5 separate regions of the Homo sapiens genome follow, and regions 1, 2, 3 and 4 are each linked to region 5. The links are chromatin contacts, found by Hi-C or POLR2A ChIA-PET in ENCODE. All regions are on one chromosome and are shown on one strand. Each heading gives the region's core, a stretch centred on a gene start or an enhancer-like site at or near the end of the contact. The rest is flanking DNA. Distances are from core to core; before and after follow the strand shown. Region 1 holds the start of FAM111B (FAM111 trypsin like peptidase B). Region 2 overlaps CTNND1 (catenin delta 1). Region 3 has its middle 4.0 kb from the start of MPEG1. Region 4 overlaps ZDHHC5 (zDHHC palmitoyltransferase 5). Region 5 has its middle 16 kb from the start of OR5B21.

Evidence for each region. Hi-C counts contacts between places; a loop is a spot of excess contacts on that map. ChIA-PET counts read pairs that join two places held with the same protein, here RNA polymerase II (POLR2A). Pooled maps may share reads with other maps.
Region 1: a loop to region 5 is called in a pooled map, with 5 times the contacts of the local background. The contact joins the promoter of FAM111B here to the enhancer-like site in region 5. A Hi-C loop is called at or near these places in 1 of 37 single-sample maps with no recorded cell type and 8 of 50 pooled maps. POLR2A ChIA-PET finds 5 or more read pairs at or near these places in 1 of 52 experiments (GM12878).
Region 2: a loop to region 5 is called in a pooled map, with 4 times the contacts of the local background. The contact joins two enhancer-like sites. A Hi-C loop is called at or near these places in 3 of 168 maps with a recorded cell type or tissue (CD8-positive, alpha-beta T cell and naive thymus-derived CD4-positive, alpha-beta T cell), 3 of 37 single-sample maps with no recorded cell type and 11 of 50 pooled maps. POLR2A ChIA-PET finds 5 or more read pairs at or near these places in 2 of 52 experiments (GM12878 and IMR-90).
Region 3: a loop to region 5 is called in a map with no recorded cell type, with 26 times the contacts of the local background. The contact joins two enhancer-like sites. A Hi-C loop is called at or near these places in 5 of 37 single-sample maps with no recorded cell type and 3 of 50 pooled maps.
Region 4: a loop to region 5 is called in a pooled map, with 4 times the contacts of the local background. The contact joins two enhancer-like sites. A Hi-C loop is called at or near these places in 4 of 50 pooled maps. POLR2A ChIA-PET finds 5 or more read pairs at or near these places in 4 of 52 experiments (Panc1, WTC11, activated CD4-positive, alpha-beta T cell and 1 more).

The regions. Positions count from the first base shown.
Region 1 is chr11:59,105,932-59,108,631 of GRCh38, forward strand. It overlaps FAM111B (FAM111 trypsin like peptidase B), which reads left to right and starts at 1,306. Exons shown (of 4, transcript NM_198947.4): 1 at 1,306-1,365. It overlaps LOC105369315 (a long non-coding RNA gene), which reads right to left and starts at 794. Exons shown (of 3, transcript XR_007062680.1): 1 at 1-794. RefSeq lists enhancers at 1,195-1,284, 2,425-2,474.
Region 2 is chr11:57,783,845-57,786,544 of GRCh38, forward strand. All of the region lies in intron 1 of CTNND1 (catenin delta 1), which reads left to right. All of the region lies in intron 2 of TMX2-CTNND1 (TMX2-CTNND1 readthrough (NMD candidate)), which reads left to right. Among named protein-coding and RNA genes, the nearest start is that of CTNND1, 23 kb to the left of the region's middle. RefSeq lists an enhancer at 412-912. Within about 2 kb of position 1,392, at least 4 of the 41 ENCODE cell types and tissues checked have a DNase peak (open chromatin) inside an H3K27ac peak, as active enhancers do; they include GM12878, where a contact is called at or near this core.
Region 3 is chr11:59,215,543-59,218,242 of GRCh38, forward strand. No RefSeq gene overlaps it. Among named protein-coding and RNA genes, the nearest start is that of MPEG1, 4.0 kb to the left of the region's middle. Within about 2 kb of position 1,374, at least 14 of the 41 ENCODE cell types and tissues checked have a DNase peak (open chromatin) inside an H3K27ac peak, as active enhancers do.
Region 4 is chr11:57,678,302-57,681,001 of GRCh38, forward strand. All of the region lies in intron 2 of ZDHHC5 (zDHHC palmitoyltransferase 5), which reads left to right. Among named protein-coding and RNA genes, the nearest start is that of ZDHHC5, 12 kb to the left of the region's middle. Within about 2 kb of position 1,275, at least 2 of the 41 ENCODE cell types and tissues checked have a DNase peak (open chromatin) inside an H3K27ac peak, as active enhancers do.
Region 5 is chr11:58,522,994-58,525,693 of GRCh38, forward strand. No RefSeq gene overlaps it. Among named protein-coding and RNA genes, the nearest start is that of OR5B21, 16 kb to the left of the region's middle. RefSeq lists a silencer at 1,603-1,897. Within about 2 kb of position 1,303, at least 17 of the 41 ENCODE cell types and tissues checked have a DNase peak (open chromatin) inside an H3K27ac peak, as active enhancers do; they include GM12878, where a contact is called at or near this core.

The DNA.
Region 1 (2,700 bases), core at 56-2,555, 580 kb after region 5:
ATTATTTTTACAATTATACTTCCAAAGTTTGCTCTTTCCGAACACCTCAAGACCCGTGTAATTTAAGCAGTGATTTTAGGGGTCTCTGTATATTTTATATTAATTTCAGAAACATGCTCATGATTATTCCACCAAAACTATCAACTGTTACATAAACATCTGTCCTTCTATGAGTTACAAAATAATTGTCTCCATCCCCACTTAACCATCTTCTCTCCTTCTTTGAGCAACTTCTGAAAAATAACACCCAATACTGATGGCATCTCATTCTATTCAGCTTCTCAGACAGTAAGACGTTCTTTTCTTAAACAGTAAGATGTTTTCTCAAGCCCCATGCAAAGCACTTCTTTGATATCAGTTTGGGGAGGTCGTACTCTGGAGCCTTCATCCAAAGGGTAAAGTACAGCACTCAGTAATGCGCGTCCTGGGAACGAGGCCTAAGCAGTGCTGGCCACTGCCTCCTCCAGGCTGGCATTGTCTGTGTTCGCCAGCCCCGCCGCGAAGTTAGCTCATTTGTGATCAGGCCAAGTCCCTTTAGATTTCACGCAGACGCGGGTGCAGCCTGCTCTGGGACTTGAAGTCCGCTGGAGCCTGGGCCTCTGCATTATCCGGGTGGAGCTCTCTCTGCTGCTGCCGCCAAAGGATCCCGCCTGGATGCTCATCCCGCCACCGTCGCCCACCCCGCCGCTGCAGAAAGGCAGCAACTGCCACACACCTAAGCAACTTGGCGGGCTATTCGCCCTGCAGCTGCCGCCAGCGCGCGGCTCCCGCCAGCGCGCTGGCAATCAAAAGTCGGAGAAAGCGCGAAACCTCCAGGCACCTCCCACTCCGCCCAGCTACCGCGCAGCTCCTCCCTAGCCTCCACTGGGAGACAGGGGACGCCCATGAGCGGGAAAGAGCAGGGCGGTGATTGCTTAGTTTATCCTGGGACACGGGAACTGGCCGTGGACTGAGTGGTGCCGGGGAGGGGATCACTGAGACCGGGAAGGGTCATCCAGACAAATAGGGAGGGTGGGCGGGTTGGCGCGCAGTACCCTCGGCCCGGCCTTCAGACCCACCTGCGCGCGCTGCGCGCTCATCCGGTCCTTCCCTTCAATCACTGTCTGGAGTGATGATAATTGGCTTCCACAGTGGATGAGAGATGAGTCATTTACATCCAATGAGAGAAAAACAGCCTCCAGAGACTCTTCGTCCATTGGCCAGCGAGAGTGTCAGTTCCCAGGCTCCTGCCGCGCACGGGCGAGCCCTTCTAGGCGGGAAAAGTTCAGCTGAGAGATATAAAAGAGCAGTCTTTCCAGCACCTGCAAATCCAGAGCGGCGGGCACTGACGGGCACTTGCACCGTGTGGACAGACTCTCCGGTTCTGTGAGTGGTTTTTCTTTTCCCGGGTCGGACCTGGAGTTCTTAGGGGGATGGCTGACAAGGGCAGTAGGCAGAAGGACCTCAGCCCAAAGTCAAGGGGGTTTTGGATGGGGAGCTGGGCAGCCGCCCGTTGTAATTCCCTTCCCCCTGTCTCAGCTTCAAAGGCCAAGAGTTGTACTCCTGAAGAGATACTTAGAGATCATCTGGGTGTTCCTGAATCTCGAGAGGGTCGTTTGACCCTGGTGGGTCCTTTCCCTGCCCGGTGCCGTTCGCGCCCATAGAAGGAGACCAGGTTCGGTTAAGCAGAGCAGAAACTATTCACTGATCAAGGAATGGAGTAGGAGAGCTCCTGCTCAAAGTGCCTGGAGTGTAGTGTGAGGGTGCTTCTTAAGGTCTTTTAGGGCAGGTAGTTGGAAAGCAAGGATTTCTGGAAAGAGACGGGGCTTTCCAGAAACAGCTGAGTGTGGCAGTCTCCTATTTTCTGTTGCCACCCAACACTACATGTGCCTAGCAAGCTGCGTTTCTCCCCGAGGCACAGATTGAGGTATGGTAATCAGCAAGGATTCAGGTTAGGGTAGCGCTTCTAAGTTCGTTTCCCATCTTGTAGCACGGTGGTTACTGACATCCAGTCTCTGTTTCTGTAAGCAAGCACAGCTTCAAGCACAGGTTACCTTCATAGGTTCTGGGGCTTTAGGAAAGCATTGAGGTCATCCTGCGGTGACAGAGGCAGCTGTTCAAAGAACTTGGTGCGCCTTTGAGGCGGGGGTTGTGGAGTGAGGCAGGTAAAAATGCAGATTCCATAGCCACACCCCGACATACTGAATCAGAGTCTGTGAGGGTGGGATCTGGAATCCTTTTTAAAAAGCTTAGAGGAACCAATTCACACGAACAATAAAAGTTTCATCTGAGCCAAAGTCCTTAATCTAGAAATGAGGAAATGGGGATCCCTAAAAGGGTTACAGGGAGAGGGTTGGTGGAAAGTTAGACTATGACAGTTTTAGGGTGGTTCTTTCCTGGCCTTGGAAAGTTTTCTCAGCTGCTGCTCTGATCAGTACACAGCTGAATGCTTTAGGGGAACCCTCTTCATATATCCAGAGTTCCCTCTCTGTGCAGGTCTCCCACCATGTCTTTGGCCTGTGACCTCTTGTCACCTTAGTCTCTCAGCTTTGTCTCCTTAAATCTGGAATTCCTACTGGTTTTGTCTTGCTGCCCTTCCTTGCCACACTGGCCTGGAATTCCTCAAGGTAGTCTGCTAAAGTGGATTATAGGATACATTTCAATTGTCACTGTCCTTAATTGCATAATGTCCAGTTCCTTGCAAACCATTGTTTCATATGT
Region 2 (2,700 bases), core at 142-2,641, 740 kb before region 5:
CAGTTCTGTAGTGTTACAGGTGCTATATTTTGTTGATTAGTATTCTGCAGTAGGAGGCTTGGTATGCTATTTATTTATTTATTTACGTATTTATTTTTGAGACAGGGTCTTACTCTGTCGCCCAGGTGGCAATGTAGTGATTGTGGCTCACTGTGGTCTGGACCTCCTAGACTCAAGCAATTCTCCCACCTCAGCCTCCTGAGTAGCTGGGACTACAGTGTGCACCACCATGCCCAGTTAATTTTTGTAATTTTTTTGTAGAGGTGGGGTTTTGCCATGTTGCCCAGGCTGATCTTTAAACTCCTGGGCTCAAGTGATCTGCCCACCTTGGCCTCCCAAAGTGCTGGGATTACAGGTGTGAGCCACTTTGCCCAGCCCAGTGTGCTTTTGAAAAAAGCCCTTTGCATTCCCTAGAATGGCTGGGCACAGTGGCTCATGCCAGTAATCCCTGCACTTTGGGAGGCCAAGGCAAGAGGATTGCTTGAGCCCACGAGGTCCATGCTGTAGTGAGCTGTGATCACACCACTGCACTCTAGCCAGGGCGACAAGAGCTAGATCCTGTCTCAAAAAAAAAAAAAAAAAATTCCCTAGAACGACATGGAAATGGAGTTTTGCCTGTCATTGTTTTTAGATGGAGAGCATAAATTTGTGACACTCGTTTTGTTGTTGTTGTTTTTGAGACAGAGTCTTACTCTGTCATCCAGGCTGGAGTGCAGTGGCACAATCTCGGCACACTGAAACTTTTGTCTCTTGAGTTCAAGTGATTCTCCTGCCTCAGCCTCCTGAATAGCTGGGATTACAGGTGTGTGCCAACATGCCCGGCTAATTTTTTTGTATTTTAAGTAGAGATGGGGTTTCACCATGTTGACCAGGCTGGTTTCGAACTCCTGAACTCAAGTGATCCTCCCATCTCAGCCTCCTAAAGTGCTGTGATTACAGGCATGAGCCGTGGTGCCCGGCCATGACATTGGTTTTGATTTTATAATGAATAAATAGGAAGAAAGGAGGAGAGCTGCCTTTGAGACTGGCTCTGAAGACAAAATTATTTTTGCAAAAACCCAAAGATTGGTGAACTTCAGAGTTCACATAGGCTATGGTTTTATATATATTAGCTCATTAAAACTAAACCATGAAGAGTAATAGAAATGGAAGCTTACAGGGGTTATAACTTTTCCAAGGTCTCCTAGCTAGTTTTTGGAGGAGCCAAGACTTGGACCCCCAGTCTTTTGACCCCTAATCTGGAGTTTTATTTTGTTTTTCCCTCTAAAAGTGAATAATTCCTGTAGTTTTCAGGTCTGCTGCAAATGAAAGAGGGGAGCCTGGGGAGGCTGGTTTACAAACTTCAAAAACTCCACCAACCACACCCAAGCTCTAGTCCCTGTAGTAGTAACAATATTACTGGCTTTCTGTGCGTCAAGACATTTTTCTAAGCACTTTACATGAAATGCCTCATTTAATCTTCACAACCACCCTGTGTATTTTTATTCCTCCATTTTACAAAAAAGGAAGCTGCAGTTTCGAGTGGTTGATACTTTGCCCAAAGTCATATAGCTAATAAGGATAGATCTTATACTTAAACCCAGGCAGATAACAAAGCCTATACACTTAACCTCTTAAGAATCATAATTCCAAATTGTATTTCTTTAGTCAGTTTACAGTAGAAGAAATCATTCCAGGGACTGTGCTATTGGTAGGTGATTTTTTTGTGTGTGTGTGTGTGTGGGGTACTGAGTCTAGCTCTGTCACCCATGCTGGAGTGCAGCGGCATGATCTCGGCTCACTGCAACCTCCGCCTCCCGGGTTCAAGTGATTCTCCTGCCTCAGCCTCCTGAGTAGCTGGGATTACAGGTGTGCACCACCAAGCCTGGCTAATTTTTTATTTTTAGTAGAGACGGGGTTTCACCATGTTGGTCAGGCCGGTCTCAAACCCCTGACCTTGTGATCCGCTCACCTCGGCCTCCCAAAGTGCTGGGATTACAGGCTTGAGCCACCACGCCCGGCCGGTAAGTGATTTTTTTGTTTTTTGGACCTCCTATCTGGTTAGCACTGTCTAGTTGTTTGGTCCTTCTGGGTATTTGATTTAATTTAACTTCTTTTGGTTGGGAGTTCTTACAGACGAGACTGAGTTTTTATCATTATCATTGCTTGGATGAAGGATCTTTACTATGGACTATGGACTCTGGGTAATAGCAGGAATATCTTTCTAGTGTGGGTGGGATCCAGTAATGTAGGACTTAATGGCTTATTGAGAGTAAAACTAGGTATTCTCAGAAAATCTAGTCTTAAGGGGGAATAACAAGTTTCACTTTATGTTTCCTCAACCCCCTGACTTCAGGAATTCTTTGATTTTTTTTTTTTTTTTTTGGTGAGAGGAAATGTAGTCTATTTAAAAATCTAAGTAAGTGGAGGCCGGCTGCCGTGGCTCACGCCTGTAATCCCAGCACTATGGGAGGCTGAGGCAGGCGGATCATGAGGTCAGGAGATCGAGACCATCCTGGCTGACACGGTGAAACCCCGTCTCCACTAAAAATACAAAAAATTAGCCCGGTGTGGTGTCATGCACCTGTAATCCCAGCTATTCGGGAGGCTGAGGCAGGAGAATCGCCTGAACCCAGGAGGTGGAGGTTGCAGTGAGCTGAGATTGCACCACAGCACTCCAGCCTGGGCCACTAAGCGAGACTCCATCTCAAAAAAATAAAT
Region 3 (2,700 bases), core at 124-2,623, 690 kb after region 5:
GGGTGGATTAATCATGAGTTTTCTGGGAAAGAGGTGGGCAATTCCCAGAACTAAGGGTTCCTCTCCTTTTTAGACTATACAGGGTAACTTCTGGAAATTGGCAGTCATGGCACTGGTGGAAACATCTTTTAGCATGCGAATGCACTACAATTAGTGTATAATGAACAATGAGGATGACCAGAGTTCACTCTTGTCGCCATCTTAGTTTTGGTGGGTTTTGGCTGCCTTCTTTACTGCATGCTCTTTTATCAGAAAGATCTTTGTGATCTGTATCTGTATCTTATGCCAATCTTCTATCTCATCCCATGACTTAGAATACTTAACCCTCTGGGAATGCAGCCCAGCCTTCTTTTACCCAGCCCCTATTCGAGATGGAGTTATTCTGGTTCAAATATCTCTGACAATAATGTTATGAAAAAAAAGAATGATAAACATTCAGCATGACCCCAACTATGTACATAACTAGAGGGATGTACGCCAATGCATAGACAGTAATTACATCTGGTTGAGAGGTTTTTCTAAATTATTTTAATTTTTTCCTCTTTTCTGTGTTTTTTGAGTTTTCAACAATGAGCATGTATTTATTAACTCGAGAAATTTGTATTCAGAGCCTATTAAGTACCAAACACTGATGGGTATTGGGTAATCATCACTTTTGTGCTCAGGAAAATAACCAATGCACAACCATGTAAAAAAAAAACAAAAGAAACAGGCCAGGCAGGGTGGCTCATGCCTGTAATCCCAGCACTTTGGGAATCCGAGGTGGATGGATCACTTGAGGCCGGGAGTTCAAGACCAGCCTGGCCAACATGGAGAAACCACATCTCTACTAAAAATACAAAAAAATTAGCCAGATGTAGTGGTGACACACAACTGTAATCCCAGCTACTTGGGAGGCTGAGGCAGGAGAATTGCTTGAACCCAAGAGTTCGAGGCTGCAGTGAGCCGAGATCGTGCCACTGCACTCCAGCCTGCGAGACAGAGTGAGACTGTCAAAAACACAAACAAACAAACAAACAAAAAAACTTAGTTCTGGAATTTTTATATTCCTGAAATGACCCAAAGCCTATGGATTATGTGACTGCTGTGCTCAAGGAAGTTCTCTTTCCAGTTCTCTGGGAAACAGTGAAAGGAGAAGTGCAAATGATGGGAAATTTGGCTTAACTTAATTTTACATACCAGGAGCAGAAGAACTGCTCATAACAGTCACATATGAGGAAGTGGTGACCAGTGCATTTTACCCACAACTTTTCTGTTTTATTCTGTTCACCAGAAATTTCCTTTGCTTTTTCTTGTACTGGAATGCATATGCAGTCACATAACCTCCCCAGATGGCCACACTTGAGGAGTAATGGCCTGTGGCTAACACTGATCTCTAAAAGAAAGAGGCATCTTGTCTACAAAAACTTTGCATCTGCGTTGCTGAACGGCGATTTCACTTCCTCCAAAAAGAGGCAAGAAGGAAGTCCCACATCTGCTTTCTTTCTCTGTTTGATCCCGTGCAACCTTCTGACACCATCTCATTCAGCGCCAAACCGTGATTCATATCTGAGGTTCGCTTCTGTGTGGGCTTGGAACTAATCCAGGTGTTTCCTACTTCTGCATTTCACCTGTGGTCTAAAATGGGGAGGAAAGTCTAGTTGCATTTGCTGGGACAATTCCCTTTCAGCAGGAATCTAGGAAACCAGTGTGAAAACTGATGGTTAAATAATTACTAAGTAGATCAGAGAACTATGGCTTTTAAAGACTTTGCAGTAAACTTTGTTATGGAAAATCTGGAAAGTATCAGTGAACAAAGTGGCAGTATTTTCCTTTCTGAACAGTTGATTCCTAGCCTGACGTTTTAAGAGTTGCGTTGTCAGCTTCTTCCCCTCAGAGGCTCTTCTTTCCACCAGGATCATTTGGTGATCTGACCACAAAACTAAGAACATAGTGATTTCATGACTCCTTTTAATCTGGAGGGTGAAAACAGGAGGCCCATGTGAAGTGTTGCATATTCCCATTAAAAGCTAGGCCAGAATTTGATGGCCTAAGCCATTTCATTTCTGTTCTCTATTAGCACTCTTTTTCTTCCTCTCTCTTCCACTTTCCTTGATCCATTTTCTCATCATCAATTATTCCCCTTCTGCTCTTTTTTTTCTCTTTGGCGTTTGCAAATTTAGATTTGGAGGACACATGTCAGTGATTTGAGGTGGTACTTCCACTGGACTAAAGAGGAGCTGGTTTGAGGGTGTGAGCCTGTAGTCTCAGCTATTCAAGAAGCTGAAGCAGGAGGATCCCTTGAGCCCAGGAGTTCAAGGCCAGCCTGGCTAACATAGTGAGACACTGAAAAAAAAAAGCAAGAAAGCAGGAAGGAAGGAAGGAAGGAGGGAAGGAAGGAGGGAAGGAAGGAAGGAAGGAAGGAAGGAAGGAAGGAAGGAAGGAAGGAAAAGAAAAGAAGAGACAAGAAAAGAAAAAGAAAAACAAAAGAAAAGAAAAAGAAGAAGGACACCCTGATGTGGCAAAAGCTTAGCCCTTTTGGCCTGTAGGCTTCCACACTCCTCTTCCATGTCATGGCAGACATCACTGAGCAGTAATACCCTTGATTTCCACTGAGCCCTGAAGTTGCCTCAACATCATTCTCAACACAGTTCTCTAGGACATTCTAGTGAAAGCCTAATTCATCAATCCATTAAATAAATACTCCTTGAGCATCTGTTA
Region 4 (2,700 bases), core at 25-2,524, 840 kb before region 5:
CTAGTTTAAAAAGAATTCTAGCACTTTGGGAGGCTGAGACAGGCAGATCAGGAGGTCAGGAGATCGAGACCATCCTGGCTAACACGGTGAAACCCGTTCTCTACTAAAAATACAAAAAAATTAGCCAGGCGTGGTGGTGGGCGCCTGTAGTCCCAGCTACTCGGGAGGCTGAGGCAGGAAAATGGTGTGAACCCGGGAGGCGGAGCTTGCAGTGAGCCGAGATCGCGTCACTGCACTCCAGCCTGGGTGACAGAGCAAAACTCTGTCTCAAAAAAAAAAAAAAAAAAAATTCTAGCGGCTGGGAGCAGTGGCTCACACCTGTAATCCTAGTACTTTGGGAGGCTGAGGCGGGAGGATCGCTGAGCCCAGGAGTTCGAGACCAGCCTGGCCAACATAGTGAGACCTGTCTCTACAAAAAATAAGCAAAGTCAGCTGGTCATGGTGGCATGCACCTGTAGTCCCAGCTACTTGGGAGGGTAAGGCTGAAGGGTTGCTTGAATCTGGGAGGCAATTTTAGTGAGCCAAGCATGGGTGACAGAGCGAGACCCTGTCTCAAAAAAAATGAATTCTAATAACTTTTGAATGAAGATCTTTCTCCTTCATTCTCATGTTTGTACTATGTAGCTGAAGTAACAAGGTTGGAGAGTTTCATGTGGATTACCTAAGGCCTTGCATAGAGAAGTATTAATTGAGGCAGGATTAAAATCCAAAGATTCTTGACTCCTACTTTGTGTTTCTTTCTAAGAACTTAACCATTTTTTTGTAACAGGATGCATTAGGGAGTGCTCTGAAACAGGGTTTCAGGAGTGTGGATATTGGAATCCATTCTCCCAATTTTATTTATTTTTATTTTTTATTTTATTTTGTATATATATTTTGAGACGGAGTTTGGCTTTTACGCCCAGGCTGTCGTGAAGTGGCGCGATCTTGGCTCACTGCAACCTCTGCCCCCCGGGTTCAAGTGATTCTCTTGCCTCAGCCTCCCGAGTAGCTGGGATTACTGGTGCCCACCACCACGCCCGGATAATTTTTGTATTTTTAGTAGAGACAGAGTTTCACCATGTTGGCCAGGCTGGTCTCGAACTCCTGACCTCAGGTGATCCACTTACCTTGGTGTCCCAGAGTGCTAGGGTTACAGGCGTGAGCCACCATACCTGGCCCCACTCTGCCAATTTTATTTGGTCTTGAAAACAGGAGTGCTGAATGGATGGGCAGAAGAACCCGTTCTACCTGAGATGGTATAGGTCTGGTAGTCCTGTCAATGAGTCAGCCAGCCTTCTGGGCTGTGACCACTCCCTAGGCTTTTAGAGCTTTATGATTATTGCCATAGTCTAAGGACGAGCCCCAACATCTCCTGTTCTGAGCTCTGGCCTCATCTTCCATCAAAGGCAACAGATTCAGACAGGCCACTTGGGGTGGTCACCTAGGAATCTGGCAAAGTACCATAGCAACGGAAAGCCTCTCCTTAAATCAAGCAGAATTTGGGATATGGCAAGAACGGGCTCTGCTCACACATGCCTCTCCTTGGTGGGGTGTTCCCTTATAGTGCTGATTGGAAGCAATGGTTCTGTGAATCTAGGAGCAAATATTGTCCATGAAGTTGTTATTTGCATCATTTCTAGATTCTGGCACTGTGGGGGCAGACTTTATTTTGGCAACAGATACTGGAATTCCATTCCAGGATTACACACTTTATCTGGACCAAGTTGATATCCAGAAGGTTGTAGGGTAAAGTTCATCATCCAGGGATAGGTTGGCAGGATCCCCAAGAAACTGAGTTGCTTTGCCTAAAAATGAAACTGGCTGGGCATGGTGGCTCATGTCTGTAATCCCAGCACTTTGGGAGGCTGAGGCGGGCAAATCGCTTTGAGCTCAAGAGTTGAGTCCAGCCTGGGCAACATGGTGAAACCCTGTCTCTACAAAAAATTAGCCGGGCGTGGTGGTGTGCATCTGTAGTCCCAGCTACCCAGGAGGCTGGGGTGGGAGGATCACTGGAGCTCAGGAGTTTGAGGCTGCAGTGAGCTGTGATCTTGCCACTACACTCCAGCCTGGGCAAGAGAGCGAGACCCTGTCTCAAAAAACAAAACTGAAGAAAGAGTCGAGTCAGAAAGATTGACATGGGCCTGCAGGAGGTTTCATATCTTGTTCTTACTCTCATTAGTTTCTCTCAGAGATGGAAACTAAGGTGAATATTTCTTTCAGAAGCTCAAGAGGCCACAGTGGCCAGTTGTAGGAATGAGACTTTTAAATCATGGGCACCTCAGTGTTCTAAGGATTTAATTTCTTTTTCCCTTCTAATTATCTTCCCAGGCTGTAGGAGTCAAGTGAGTCACCCTTTCTCTTCTTCCCCAGGCGGAAATTGAAGTGACAACTTAGTACTAGGGAGGGGCTCTGACCTGGATGACTGGTTTTCAGTTTCTCTCCCTCCTTCTTAAGGAACCTAGGAGGTCAGGCTTTGGGGTGAGGCGGTGCAGGAACTCTTCTTTTTGCTTATATTCCACTCCAAACCCTGCCAATGTATGGAGACATCTTTTCTGAACCAAAGAACTCACAGAGGAAGAAGCTTCCATGGGGGGCTTTCTTTGAGGATAGTATAGAACTATGACTGAAGGTCTGTTTAGTCCCTAAAATTGATGCCCTTGCTCCAGCTTCGTTATTTTGTCTGCTAATTGTGTACTGACATATCAAGAGAACCAAACA
Region 5 (2,700 bases), core at 53-2,552:
GAATTTATTTGCTCACATAATTTCCTAGTCTATGGTTAAGATGCTGCTATGGTAGAACTGAGTGGCTCAAAAAAAGAAAACACAGCCTCTCCATTACTTGGTTCTACGTTCCACTGTGCTGGCCTCTTTCTCAGACAGCCTCCCCCAAGTGATGATAAAAATATTTATCAGCAGCAATGGGTTTTTATTATCCGCACAACTAGAATTCCAACGAATGGGAATGTTCTTTCTGAATAAATCTAGTAAAGGTCATTGGCTTTGCTGAGGTCACATGTCTATCCCTGATCCAATCACCTTCCTTCAGAAGAACAAAGTACTTTTATTGGTCAGACCTGGGACTGTACCTATTTCTGAGGCTGAGGTTAAAGTCAGCCTTGCCTAAACACATGGACCAAGAATGGGAGATGCAGTTCTTTGTGGAGAAACTAGACTGTGGGGAAAAACAGCTCAGAAATTCACTCCCCTTTCATTTCACGTCCCATCCTCAATTATATCCAATAATATTATTCAACATAGCATATCAAAGTCCAAAAACATTAAAATCCAAAATCAAATTCTCTAAGTTAAAGTTTAGAGAAAGTAAAGCCTTCTTTGATTCCTTGGTCTGTTCATTTTCAGCTTTAGGAGTTTTTCCAGTAACACCTGTGATCTGAGATATCTCTCGCTAGAATGGAGGTACTTATCCCAGGAAAAATGTTATTCCCATAATACAGTATTTATTGTGATTTAATGATATCCAAAATAGGAAGGGAAGATGGATGGCTCTCAACAGGGTGCCAGGAAGTTTATGCAATTGTCCGTAATCCATGGTCTATGAACCTAAACACAGTTAGGAGACTTCTCCCCACGGAAAATCAATTTAGGCACTATACGCTGACTATATCTAAGGTAGGGGAATGTCCTACATAAACTGTCTCCTTTCTTATAAATTTGAGACAACACTGCCTTCTGGCAAAGTTATAAATTTGCAACAAGTACAACCCAAGCACCAGCTTTTACCTGAGATTTCTTTCTTTTTTATCCTGTGGATCCCAAGAGATTTCCATTTCCCCACTGAGCTCTGTGTTCCCAGCACTTAATGTGCTGCACTGATGGTACCTAGTAACACAACCTCCACAATATTTTGGGGACAGGCAATCTCTTTTTCAGTGTCATATTTCAGTGGCTGCCACCACTGCCTTATTGAGGACGTGCTTATGCCTAAGACACTCGCCTCTAAAGGAAGCTGCTACTCTTTCTCACCTTGATTTCAGCTGCAAGATCTCCTTTTCCAGACTGCCAAACTGAAGGTGCTTTTGATGCTTCTCAGTGGTGCGCCCCTAGGGGCCCAGGAAGAGCAGTGCCACTGCCGCATGTTCCTCAGGACACCAGCATTCCTGGCTCTCTCCTCTGCCTTTGGGTTCTGTAAAGTTCTTGGACATGATCCCTCAGGATACTGACAATGCCTGCTTGCTTACCTTCTACATTACCTTGAAACTCAGAAACTCCAATATTTTCACTTTTGAACACACGAATTCAAGATTCATTGTCCTCTTCCCGCTTCTTACCAATATCCAGCTTTTAAAGTATTCACATCTCCTCCACAAAGCCCTTGTGCTTTCGGGAAACTTAGTCCTGCTTGTAACTTTGGAAATAATTCAGTTTGGTTTAAGCCAAGCTGCAGAATCCATTCCCCCAGCAAAAATTACTGGTATGTGACCTAGGCTAGACCAGTGAGGATGAATCCCAGAACTTTTGCTTGCAAATGCTCGATAAAAGCACTCTTGCTCCCCCTACTGGTTATGAAACAAGAAGCATGCGCTGGCAGCCATCCTACAACTCCAAGAAGAGTGTGTGATAGAACTTGGATGGAAAAATAATTGTTGTCTTTATCAAAGTATTACCTTGGAAGAGACTAAATTTACTTCAAAGAAAAACTGACCAAACTAATTGAGGGACTCCCCTTTGAGAATACAGTGCCAACTCTAGAGCATATTCCTTTCTATATGTTTATATTCACTGGTGGAAAATCCCTGTCCTGTGAGGGTGGGTTTTATTTTTTAAACATCCTAGAAGTTACTCAAAACCAAAAGTAAATAAGTACGTGATCAATTTTAGTAATGGCATTTCCAGGGTTTTTAAAAAGCAGAACTTTTTACTTGTGAGTAGTTTCCTTATTGCTAAAACACTGGTCCTGAAGTCAGTATCTCTTTTTGAGCAAATAAAACCACTTCCGTTCAATGTGGGAAGAAAGTGTTTTCACTTCTTAATTACATCTTAGTGAACTCTGGATTTTCTTTGACATTTAAAAATAGTTAAATTCTATTGAATCTCAAAATAGCTAATCCTTTTTAAAAAAGTTTTAGCACCTGTACATTTCTTTTTAAGGGCTAAAACTCCAAGTTTATTTTGTCAAATTGCCAAGGCAACCAAGAACATTGCCATATTAACACCTGCGTGTGACATCGTTGAGTGAAGACATTGCAAAGAGGATGTTTAAAAGTTGAATGTGTGTTCTGCATAGTCTGGCGCTCTCAGACAGCCAAACAGGATAGAGGCCAGATGGTTCCGTATCTGTGTGGCCTCCCACATATCTTACATGCATTTGGAGTTCCTATTTTATAGAATTAACTGTTGCCAATTCCTTGTAACTCTCACAACCCCCTTATTATCCATTCCAACAAAGGACATAGATATAATAAAGTTTGGCAAGAAACATTT